Linked DNA regions of Homo sapiens: region 2 is linked to region 1. A link is an interaction called in ENCODE POLR2A ChIA-PET data of the cell type or tissue named here. Cell type or tissue: CD4-positive, alpha-beta T cell. All regions are shown on one strand. Links, peaks and the distances in the headings refer to the core of each region. The heading gives the core; the rest is flanking DNA. Region 1 holds the start of ATPAF1 (ATP synthase mitochondrial F1 complex assembly factor 1). Region 2 holds the start of MKNK1 (MAPK interacting serine/threonine kinase 1).

What was found. Peaks named below come from ENCODE experiments on the same cell type or tissue, not always from the same donor. Only the 100,000 strongest peaks of a DNase experiment are listed, where the experiment ranks them.
Region 2: POLR2A ChIA-PET joins it to region 1 with 17 read pairs; 22 of 35 experiments call an interaction of 5 or more read pairs at or near these places.

Annotation. Positions count from the first base shown.
Region 1 is chr1:46,666,278-46,671,646 of GRCh38, reverse strand. ATPAF1 (ATP synthase mitochondrial F1 complex assembly factor 1) reads left to right here and starts at 3,283. Exons shown (of 9, transcript NM_001394565.1): 1 at 3,283-3,590. The coding sequence starts at 3,325. It also overlaps the pseudogene NENFP1 and a transcript of TEX38 not described here. RefSeq lists enhancers at 2,834-2,983, 4,779-5,307, 5,308-5,369 and silencers at 3,496-3,666, 3,094-3,713. In CD4-positive, alpha-beta T cell, for the core only: no CTCF peak of the experiment used is centred there; a DNase peak (open chromatin) is centred at 3,226; H3K4me3 peaks cover 1,659 bases; H3K27ac peaks cover 1,214 bases.
Region 2 is chr1:46,601,159-46,606,527 of GRCh38, reverse strand. MKNK1 (MAPK interacting serine/threonine kinase 1) reads left to right here and starts at 2,260. Exons shown (of 13, transcript NM_001135553.4): 1 at 2,260-2,343. RefSeq lists a silencer at 2,079-2,298 and enhancers at 2,629-2,678, 2,446-2,946. In CD4-positive, alpha-beta T cell, for the core only: no CTCF peak of the experiment used is centred there; DNase peaks (open chromatin) are centred at 1,077 and 2,207; H3K4me3 peaks cover 2,239 bases; H3K27ac peaks cover 963 bases.

The sequences.
Region 1 (5,369 bases), core at 245-5,244:
TACCTACCCCTTATGGTGAACCCACAGAGCAGACCCCAGAAAAGGGCCATTGTCCCTCAGGTACTTACGGATGTTGCTGGTCTTTAGGGAACGGTTGATGGGATACCTGTCCCCAGTGAGGAATGTAACAAGGAACACACAGCATTGGGCAGCCCTGTTCTCAAAAAGTATCTAACCAAGTTGGCAGGAAGAAACCTGCTCAAGGGAACCAAGTGGTCAATACCTCCTTCTTTGGCTCCAACAATCTGTCTTTTATTTAATTACCTTCCTTCAAGTGCTGACAAGTGTTTCCCAGGCCCCAGGCCCTGTGGGGCTTCCCACCATCTGGCCTGCATCTACTTCCAGCCTTACTTCCCTCCTCGTCCTCCACACACTTTTCCCTTTTGCCTAGTCCGTACTCCTGAACAGACCCTGCTCATTCACATCTCTGGAGGTGTGCCCATGCTGCTCCTTCACCCAGGAGTGCCCCTGCCCACTTTTCCACCACTGAACACCTGCTCATCCTTCAAGACTCAGCTCAGCCCCCCTACTCTGTGACAGACTGCCCAGAATCATATCATCGCCAATTTGAAGAAACTTTGAGAGTTGTCTAGTTCATCTCCACCATCTGATCCCACCATCAGGGCCATGCTTGACTCCTGGGGGTAGATTTTTCCCCACACAGCAACTAATCTCCCTGGACTCAAGACTCACTTGAGTCAGGAACTTGCTCACCACCTCCTGAGGCAGCTTGATGCATTTATGGGCAGCTCAGTTAGAAAGCCCTTCCCTAATTAAGCTTAAGTCAGCCTTCCCAGTATGTTGCACCACTGCTTGTAGCTCAGCTTCTTAGCACCATTTTAATGACTCCCCTCTTTATAGTCCTCCAATGTGTGACTTAGGGAACTATTTAGCACAGAATTCTCTCCAGGGTCCACTTACCCTTGTTCTCCTCGTATATCACTGGCCCCTACTTTCCAGTCTCCTTTGCTGGTTTCTCCCTTTTCCCCTGATCTCTAAATGTAGGCATGTCTAGGGCTCAGTTCTTAGTGCTCTATCTACATTCATTCCATCAGTTATCTCACCCAGACCCCTGGCTTTAAATATCACTATACACTGACAGTACGCAACTGTATCTCTCCAGCCTGGAATGCTCCTCAGAACTTTAGACTCATACCCAAATACCTGGTTGACATCCCTCCTTGCCAGTCTGTTAAATTATCCCAAACCAACATGTCCAAAACCAAACTCTGATTATCCATCCTCCAAAGTCTACCCTACCTACAGCCTTCCTCCTCTTCATAAGTAGTATCTCTGTCCTTCGGGTTGTTCAGGCCAAAAACCTGCAAGTCATCCTTGACTCCTTTCATTCTATCACACCCACACTGACTCCATCAGCAAGATCTTTAGGCTTTTATTTCAAAATATAACCAAAATCTGGCCACTTTTTTTTATCACTATCACTTTAGTCCAAGTACCACCATCTCTCACTTGGATTACTGTTCCCTGTAGGGTGACCAACATCCTGGTTTGCCCAGGACTTGGGGTGGGTTCTCAGGACATGGGGCTTTCAATGCTAGAGCCAAGAAAGTCCTAGGCAAACTGGAATAAATTAGTCACCCTTGGGAGAGTTTCCATCCTTGCCTCCACATATCCTAAATCCCACCAGCAGCCAGCATGATCCTTTTAAAAAGTAGATCATGTTACTCCACTGCTTAAAACATATAGTAACTTCCGATCTCATTCGATTTAAAATCAAAGTCCTTAACCAAGGCCTAAGCAATCTAACTAGCCCTCCCTATACCTTCTTGGTCTCATTTCTGCTGCTGTGCCCTCACTCATTCAGACTCAATAACCTCCTCATCAGGGCCTTTGCACTTGCTGTTTCCCCTACCTGGAAGGCTCTTCCCCCAGCATTCCCACATTACCTTCAGGTCTCTGCTCAAGTGTCCCCTTATCTCTATCTCTCTTGGCCTGCTGTTTTTCTGCATACCATGTAGCATCACCTAACATTATATATTTACTGTCTGTTTCACTCCACTAGAATGTAAGCTCAATGAATTAATATAAACAAGGATCTAAGAACTTCAGATAATGATAACTGCTATAAAGAGAATGCAATAGAGTGATGGGATAAAGACTATAAAGAGATGGAGGGGTTGTCATTTAGGTCCCTTGGAGGTGCTTACATGTGAACTGAGCCCTTAGATGATGAGGAGGCAGCCACATGCAGATCCACAGAGAAAACAGCAAGTGTTAGGAGTGTGAGCCAGGTATGGGCTGGCATACTTGAAGGACTTATTCATCTTCCATTACACTGTTCCTCGCACAGGGCAGGGCTCAGGGCTGATCTCCATGAGCATAGGTTGGATTGAGCAGAGTTGAAGGCTCTGCCCCTGTCCCAGGAGGGGCTTCAATCAGACAAAACCCAGACAAGAAGGACCTGATGATGAGTACTGTCCCAGAGAGCCCACTCCAGGACTGGCCCTGTTCTGTGAGCAGGTGGGACACAGAGATGTTAATGTCACTGTCCCTGACCCTAGGAGCTCACACCTGGTTCAGACGGTAAGGAAGATTGTGGCATTTGGGTTGAGAGAATGGAAGGAGAGAGGATTCCAGGGGTCAAAAAGGGCCTGAATAAGGACTCTTCAAGGAGTAATCCTGGTGTTTCTTTGGGAGAGAATAGGTCACTGTGGCTGGAGTTCAAGGAGGATGTCAGGAAGCAGAGGAAAAGGAGGCTTGGGAGGCAGCTGCCATCTTGAAAAGAGCTCAGCTGTCGGGTAGAACTTGAACAAGTCACATAATTACTCTCGGCCTCAGTTTCCTTATTTGTTAGATGAGGATAATACTGCCACACAGAGTATGAAGCCGCTCAGTGTCCTGCACATAGCAACCTCAGTAAAGAGAAGCTTGCTGCTGTGATTATAGTTGATGAAAAGACCTTCGATGCTGAAGGACGGACTACTACATCGAGTGCCTGGCACTACAGCGAGTGCCAGGGGCAAGCACCGCGAGGACATGGAGATCCGCTGGCTTTAGAGAACGGACTTGGCGCGCAGAGGCTGCTGGTCCCAGAGGGAGGAAGGGCGTTGAATTTGGGCAGCCTCCCTGGAGGAGGCGGGCCGTGGCATACACAGGGCGGCGAGAGCGCGCAGTGCCGGGGCCAGAGCGGCGCGCCCCCTCCTCCCCGCCCCGCCTCGCCGCTATCCCGCGCCCGGAACCTTGGGCGCGCGGAACCTCGGTGCCGGAGCGCGGGCGCGGCGCACTCGGAGCGGGATGGAGCGGGCGCGCGGGCCGCGGGCCGAGGCCGACGCGCCTGAGGAGGAGGAGGAGGCGGGGGCGGCCATGGCTGCTGTGGTGGTGGCGGCTGCGGGTGGCGCGGGACCGGCGGTCCTGCAGGTGGCCGGTCTCTACCGGGGCCTGTGCGCGGTGCGCAGCCGCGCCCTGGGCCTGGGGCTCGTGTCACCCGCGCAGCTGCGCGTCTTCCCAGTGCGCCCCGGCTCGGGCCGGCCCGAGGGGGGCGCCGACAGCAGCGGGGTCGGGGCCGAGGCCGAGCTCCAGGCCAACCCTTTCTACGACCGCTACCGCGACAAGATCCAGCTGCTGCGCAGGTGCGGGCCTGGGTTGGCTGGAGGCGGGCAGGAGGCGGGAGGAGGGGCGGCCCGGGCTGCTGGGCCTTAGGACAGCCCTGTGAGGTGGGCACTAGTACTGTCCCAGCTCTTCAGATGATGTAGCCAGGCTCCGCGAGGCTAGGTCACTTGCCCAAGATCACACAGCTAATTGGTGTCAGAGCTGGGAGTCTCTGCAAAGCCCTGGCTCGTTCCACGTTTGTCTGCTTTGGTTCTCCAAACGCTAAGGTGGACTCTTATGACAGCCCTGAGGCAGGCAGCTCAGAGACACCTGTCCTCATTATAGAAATGGGAAAACGCCTTCTAGAGAAGGGACTTGACTTGCTCAAGGTCACATATTAAGATAGCTGAGGCCTGGCTCAGAGCTGGAGTTCCCAGGCTGGTGGTAGCTTAGGGCCTTGACTGCAAGGAAAGGCGACTGGGGATGGGAGGAGGGCATCAAAGACTAATAGTGTCACAGTCGGATCACCCATTGAACCCTCTTAAGGAGACTGAGGATCAGCGAGAGTAAGAGACTTGCCAAAGGTCACACAGCTGTTTGGGATTTGTCTGACTCTGAGTCCAGGGTCCCTAACACCACCTCTTAGCTTCCAGAGGGAAGGATCTGGAGCTTAGAGGGGCTTAAGGTGCATATGAGGGGCTATAGGAGCATCTGAAGAGTTCAAGTGGGAAGAGCTAAAGGAGATCAGAGGTGAAAATTAAAGGGGCTTGGGAGAGAATTTAGCAGGGTAAGAAGGTAGTTGTCTTATGAAAGGAAACCAAAGACTTAGTACTGTAAATTTGAGTTCTGTCTCATCTCTACTTCCACTGCCTTAATCTACTCCATCATCGTCACCTGGGCTGTTGCCATTATCCTCTAACTAGAGTTCCCTACTTCCATTCCTGGACTACTTTACCCCAGTTCCTCTCACTGCTACTGTAGTGATCTTTCTTGCCATTTGAAACAGTTATGCAGTAAATGAATGAGTATTTTTGCTCTCCTTCCAGCAGCATTGAGATAGTCTCAAGTATTTGTCATCTTAAAAGCCTTTCTTTGATGTACATTCCCCTCCAGGCTTCTCTCGTTGATCTGTATTTGATCTGTTTTACACACAAGCATCTCTGAAGAGTTGTCTACTTGTACTTTGAATACTTTATCAGCATCCATTTATTCTTACCCACTCATGAACAAATAAATAACTGGTTTTACCGTCCTTCCCCACTGGATCATTCCCATCAACATTTACACATACTGTTATCCCCCCACTGACCTCTAAATAACATCCAAACTCCTTAATGTTTCACACAAGTTCCTCATACCCTAGTCCCTGCCAGTCTCTCTCTAGTTTTATCTGTTAGCAAACTTCCTTTGAAAAAGAATGGAGAGGAGGGGATGTTCCAGGTAAGGGGAGCAGCAACATAAACAAAGGTACAGAGGCATGAAACCACCTTAACCATTTGGGGATGTTTGAGCAAATTTTCATCATAATACCTGTTGTACTTTCATTTGTTTACTTTTATGCCTGTCTCTCCCACTGGATAGTGAGCTCCTTGAGGTAGGGAGTCTGACTTATTTATTTCTATATCCTCAGATCCCAGCAACAGCTTCACTGCCCAGGCTGTCCCTTGCCCTCTCTACCCCTTCACTATGGCAGGCCCAGTTGCAGCTGTAGCCACTAGCAGGGTTGACCCTGGTCCTGGTACAGCCCCCAGGGCTGCTTGCAGCTCTGGCCAGGCAGGTGCCATGCCCGACTAAGCAGAAACCCCTGGTGAGGCTCTTTA
Region 2 (5,369 bases), core at 158-5,157, 65 kb after region 1:
TTATGTGTCAGGTACACTTCTAAGTGCTTGACATATAATAGCTTGTTGAATCAAGTGTGTCTTTGGCCAGCTGCCTTGCTTCCCTTCCAGCCCCCAATATCCCTGCCTTTAGTCACTCCTCTAGAATCTGGAAGGCCCTCCATTCTGCTGCCTCTTCCTCTGGCTCACCACAGGAGGCCCAATCCCAGCATTCTAAAAGGGTGCTATTTGCACACCTCCTATAACAGATCGCTCACTACCTCCTCTGTCATTGGACAGCTCAGACTGTTACAAGTCCCATGCTTTGGGTTCATGGTCATTTTGAAATATGACCATGGCAGTGAGAGTAGATTTATCTTAGAACTGTGTGACCCAAGACCTGCACCTTACATGAGAATATCTGTAAATACATTAGGAAGCTGACACAAAATTGCTTTGAGAGATTCACAGAGGGATGCTTAAAGAAGAATAGACAGAAAGGAAGAGAAGGGGAAAAGAAAGAGATAGGGCCTCAATGATGCAGATAAAAGAGCACACTCCCATGGGGCAAAACCTAGTAACAAAGGGTCCTGGGAGGTAGAGTGGCAGCTTGGTTGAGAAGTCAGGCTGGGCTTTATTTTCCTGTTGGCTCAAGGTCCATAACAAAGCTGGGCATAGTGGCTCTTCCCTGTAATCCCAGCACTTTGGGAGGCCAAGGTGGGAGGATCATTGAGCTCAGGAGTTCGAGACCAGCCTGGGCAACATGGCAAAACCCTGCCTCTAAAAAAATTCAAAAATTAGCCAGTCATGGTAGTGCATGCCTGTAATCCCAGCTACTCAGGAGGCTGAAGCAGGAGGATCACTTGAGCCCAAGCAGAGGTTGCAGTGAGCAAAGCTGGTGCCACTGCACTCCAGCCTGGGGAACACAGTGAGACCTTGTCTCAGAAAAAAAAAAAGAAAAAAAATTCCAAAACAATATTTGGAGCAGGGACCTAGGTAGTAAGCCATCCTCTCCAGCCTGGGGCAGAGCATCCACCTATTGAGTAAAGGATGCCGCATCACCCTCGGCTCCCATAAACACTGCAGCCTCTGAGGTTTCCTGTTGCCTCTCCTCCCTACCCCACAGCAAGCTGTGGAATATGTGGTGAAATAAGCCACAGTCATGACTAGAGCTCCACCTGCTTTGGGGGAGCCCTCCTTCCTCTGAGCACCCCCAGAGCCCTCAAAGATGTTAACTGAATTTGATTGCCATGTGAGGGACATAGCAACTTTGAGAACCTGGAACATAGGTCCTGAATCTCTTGGGCTATTGCCACAGGCAACAGGGAAGGGAACAGGCCAGCAGGGCCTCTGAAGACTTGAAGCTTGGATCGGCCTCCACGGAAGGTAATGAGTGGGAGAAGTCAGGATACATCGGGGCCCTCAGGTTGGACCGCAGGATTCCAGAAGGGAATGAACACAGAAGCTTGATCTTCCGCCTCTCCGGCCTTCACCCAGATTGGGAAATCTAGCAAAGTCCTGAATGTTCACTAATATTCCCAATCTCCTTCCATCATACAGATGAAAAGACAGCCCCGACAAGACAGGGAACAAATGTTTGTCAGGTGGATGATGGGAAGCAAGTCCCTGGGGCTCTTTAACTAGCTTGGCTTACCAAATCCTCACGATAATCCTGAGACAGGCAGGGAAGGGATGTTCACCTCCATCACTCGGAGTCAGCGCCTGAATTAAATCCCAGTCCACACTCTCATCCTTTCTCATCGCAGCTGCAGACTTGGGAAGGGGATGTGGGGAGACTGGTTGAGGCATTAACCTATTTACAGTTGTTTTTCCCCAAGAAATGAACTTTTAAAAGTTTTAAAAATTTTGAAATACTGGGGATAATGTTGTACTCAAGGAGAAACTCTTATGGTGAAATTCTAGGCACTCAGACTTTTAAAGAAATTGTACAGAATTGGCCCCCGTTTTAGAAAAGACTAGCAGCATTTCCCCACATATAAAAGGCATTTTAAAATTCCTTCCTGGCCTGCAGAAGCTCTCAGTACATGTTAATTACACCTGTCGCGCCCGGCCTCCTACCTTCCCGGGCTTCTCCACCCTCCATTCGGAAAAGAAAGCGCCGGAGGAGCTAAGCCCCACCCGCTTGCCAGCAATCTCCCCTCTCCCCGCCTCTTCCCTGTCACGCCTGCGCAGTTCGCTCAGCTCGAGCCCCCTGCCCTCAGGCGGCCCTGGGTAGCCATCAGGGCGCAGGCGCAGCTCCGCCCCCTCACCCTCCTCTCTGATCGGGCCCACCCCCTGGATCTAGCACCGCCTCTTCCGCGTTCTCGGAGGAGCGATCTGCAGGTAGGGGTGCGCGCGACCGCTCCCCGGCGGGAGCCAGCGAAGGTAAAAGCGAGACCTGCGAGGTATTCCTCCGAGCTAAATGGGGCCGGGGTCTGTGAGTGAGCTCGTGTGCCCGGAAGGGGGCAGTCAGGGCCTTCACGGCTGCCCGAGGTCACGACGCGATTCAGCTGCGGAGGGACAGCCTAAGGGGACGCTTTTCAGGACTGTCCCGAGCTGTCTGCGACCTCTGTGCCTGGGGTCGGGGCGTGGCCGGTGTCCGAGATGGCGCTTACTCTGTGGCCCGTTTGAGACTCAGTCTCTCCCAGGGATCAGGACCGAGGCTATGGCTGGGCGCAGGGCTCAGGCAGTCCAGTATCATGAATAGTTTTTCACGTGAGGAATTTGTGAAATCTGTGTACTGCGTTATTTTTAAGTTAATTGTTTTCATTTATTTTCAGTATTTAAAGGCTCCTGCCTGTGTGGATGGCTGTCCACAGGGAAAGGTAATAAGAGTGTCAGGTGCACCCTGTCTTCTAGAGAGCTCCAAGCTCCCTGACAGTGGCAGATCAGAGGCAGGCAGGCTCACAGGAATGAAGTGTTGTTAGAAGTGCTCAACTTCAGGGTCAGGGAGTCCTGGGTTTAGATCTCATCTCTTCCACCTCTTAGCTGTGTGTCCTGGGGCAAGTCTGCTTCCCCTCCCAGAGCTTCACTTTCTTCCCTAGGAAATGGCCATAATAGGGTCATTGTGAAGGGTGAATAGGATTATATGGAAGTCACCTAGTATGGCGCCTGTCATGTAATGGGTGCTGAATACATGGTAGCTGTGATTTCTAGGAGCTTGGTCATTTTGGATTGGGGTACTTTAGAAAGGCTCTGAGAGAAGAGTTGTTGTGACCTGGGCCTTGAAGCCTCAGTGGGATTTACAGATGGAACTGACCCTGCAGAATGGGAAGGGCACCACTGCCCATGCGCCAGGCACATGCTGGACAGTAGGTGTAATGTCTCACTGGATCACCACCCATCAGCCAGGTGCTTTCAGCCCACTCTCCTTAGCTTCAGCCCTTCATTAGAGGGCTGGGCTGGAAGTGATGTGAAGAGGAAATCCAGGGTTGGGTTTTATATGGAACTGAGCCAGCTAGAGGCTTTGGTGCCCCCTCTGCCCATCTGCTCCCACCTCAACACTTCTCTCTCTGTAATCCAGAGAGTTGGTTAGGAGTCCTGTTACTCTGGTATTTTGCAGATGTTGACAGTTGTGGGGGATGGCAACTCAGATTGCATGAAGCGAAGCCATGGGAGAGGGAAGCTCTGTGAACAGGAGCTGTCAGAGCCCAGCACGTGCTTAGAAAGTGCATGTGGTCTCCTGTAATGTGGTCCCAGAGTAATTGAATTACTTAGTTCCTTTTGCATCCTCTTCATGGGTGCCCTTGTGCTCTTCCTGAGACACTACTCGGAAACCTTGGTGGGCATCATTGCCTACTATATAGAGCAGTGGTGTCCAATCTTTTGGCTTCCCTGGGCCACATTGGAAGAAGAAGAACCATCTTGGGCCACACATAAAATACACTAACATTAACAATAGCTGATGAGCTTTAAAAAAATTGCAAAAAAATCTCAGTGTTTTAAGAACGTTTATGAATTTGTGTTGGACCACATTCAGAGCCATCCAGGGCCGCGGGTTGGACAAGCTGGATGTAGAGTTTGGACTCCAGCCTCAGACAAGTTCCTGCACAATTTGTTCCCACACCTCTCCCCTCCCTGTTTCCCTTGGTTTTCCCAAACCTGCAACCTGTGCTTCAGTCAAAATAAACTAGTTGTCTCTGTTTCTCCTTTTTTTTTGAGATGGAGTCTCACTTTGTCACCCAGGCTGGAGTGCAGTGGCACAATCTCGGCTCACTGCAACCTCCACTTCCCAGGTTCAAGTGATTCTCCTGCCTCAGCCTCCTGAGTAGCTGGAATTACAGGCATGAGCCACCACACCCGGCTAATTTTTGTATTTTTAGTAGAGACGGGGTTTCGCCATGTTGGCCAGGCTGGATTCAAACTTCTGACCTCAGGTGATCCGCCTGCCTGGGCCTCCCAAAGTGCTGGTACTACAGATGTGAGCCAACGTGCCCGGCCAAATCTCTGTTTCTCAAACACTCCCTGCATGTTCCTGCTCGAGCCTTTGCTTATATTCTCTCTTCCTGGATTTCCCTCCTCCTCCTCATCTTTCAAGGCTTACATCTCTTACATCTCATGTGGCCTCCATGGTGAAGCTTTTCTGAGCCTTCTGCTGGATTAGTTGTTCCCCTTTCCATCTTCTGTAGCAAAGGCTGACCCTCTAATATAGCTCTCATCATAGTCTGCCTAGGGATATGTACACTCCATATGTACTCTGAGTACGTGGGTGGCAAGGGACCATGTCTCTTTCCTTCCTCCTCTGTCCAGCATAGGGCCAGCACATAGTAGGCCTCTTCAGTGTTTGTGGTTAAGTGAGTCAGTGACATTTTTTATTTACTAGGTTTGGCCCTTGTTTTATGAGCTGTCAGGTTCAGAATGGGACTTTGTGTTTTTCCTCCTCTTTGTGCCTAAGGAGGGCCCCAGTTTAGACTGATGCCCTAATTACAGGCATCAAAAACAAGAAAGTACAAGAATTCTGCACAAGCAGGCATTCTTCATTGCAGCCATTGTTTTCAGGCTCTTGTCTTGCCTTGACCGTGAGTTTTGTTGGAAGGTAGGTAATGCTGTGTTCAGAGACCTGCACTGGGTGTATTAATAGTACAGTTCAAACAGGGGAAAGCTCACAGGTGGTTTTCTAATCAGTTTACTCTGCCCTTGGCCTTGGGAAACAGTGGTTCCTCCCATCTGGGGACCAGCAGCTATAAATGCACATTTTCCCTTGCCAACAGCCTCAGCATGTGGAAGAGAAAGTTATTTCTTGATCAGAGAAAAATTTACATGGTTGAAGGTAGAAGGAGCTTGGAAACCAACCATCTGGTTCCGCCACTTTCATTTTATAGATGGGGAAAGGACTTGATTGAGATTACACAAGGAGGCCGGTGTGTGGCTCACGCCTGTAATCCCAGCACTTTGGGAGGCCGAGGCAGGTG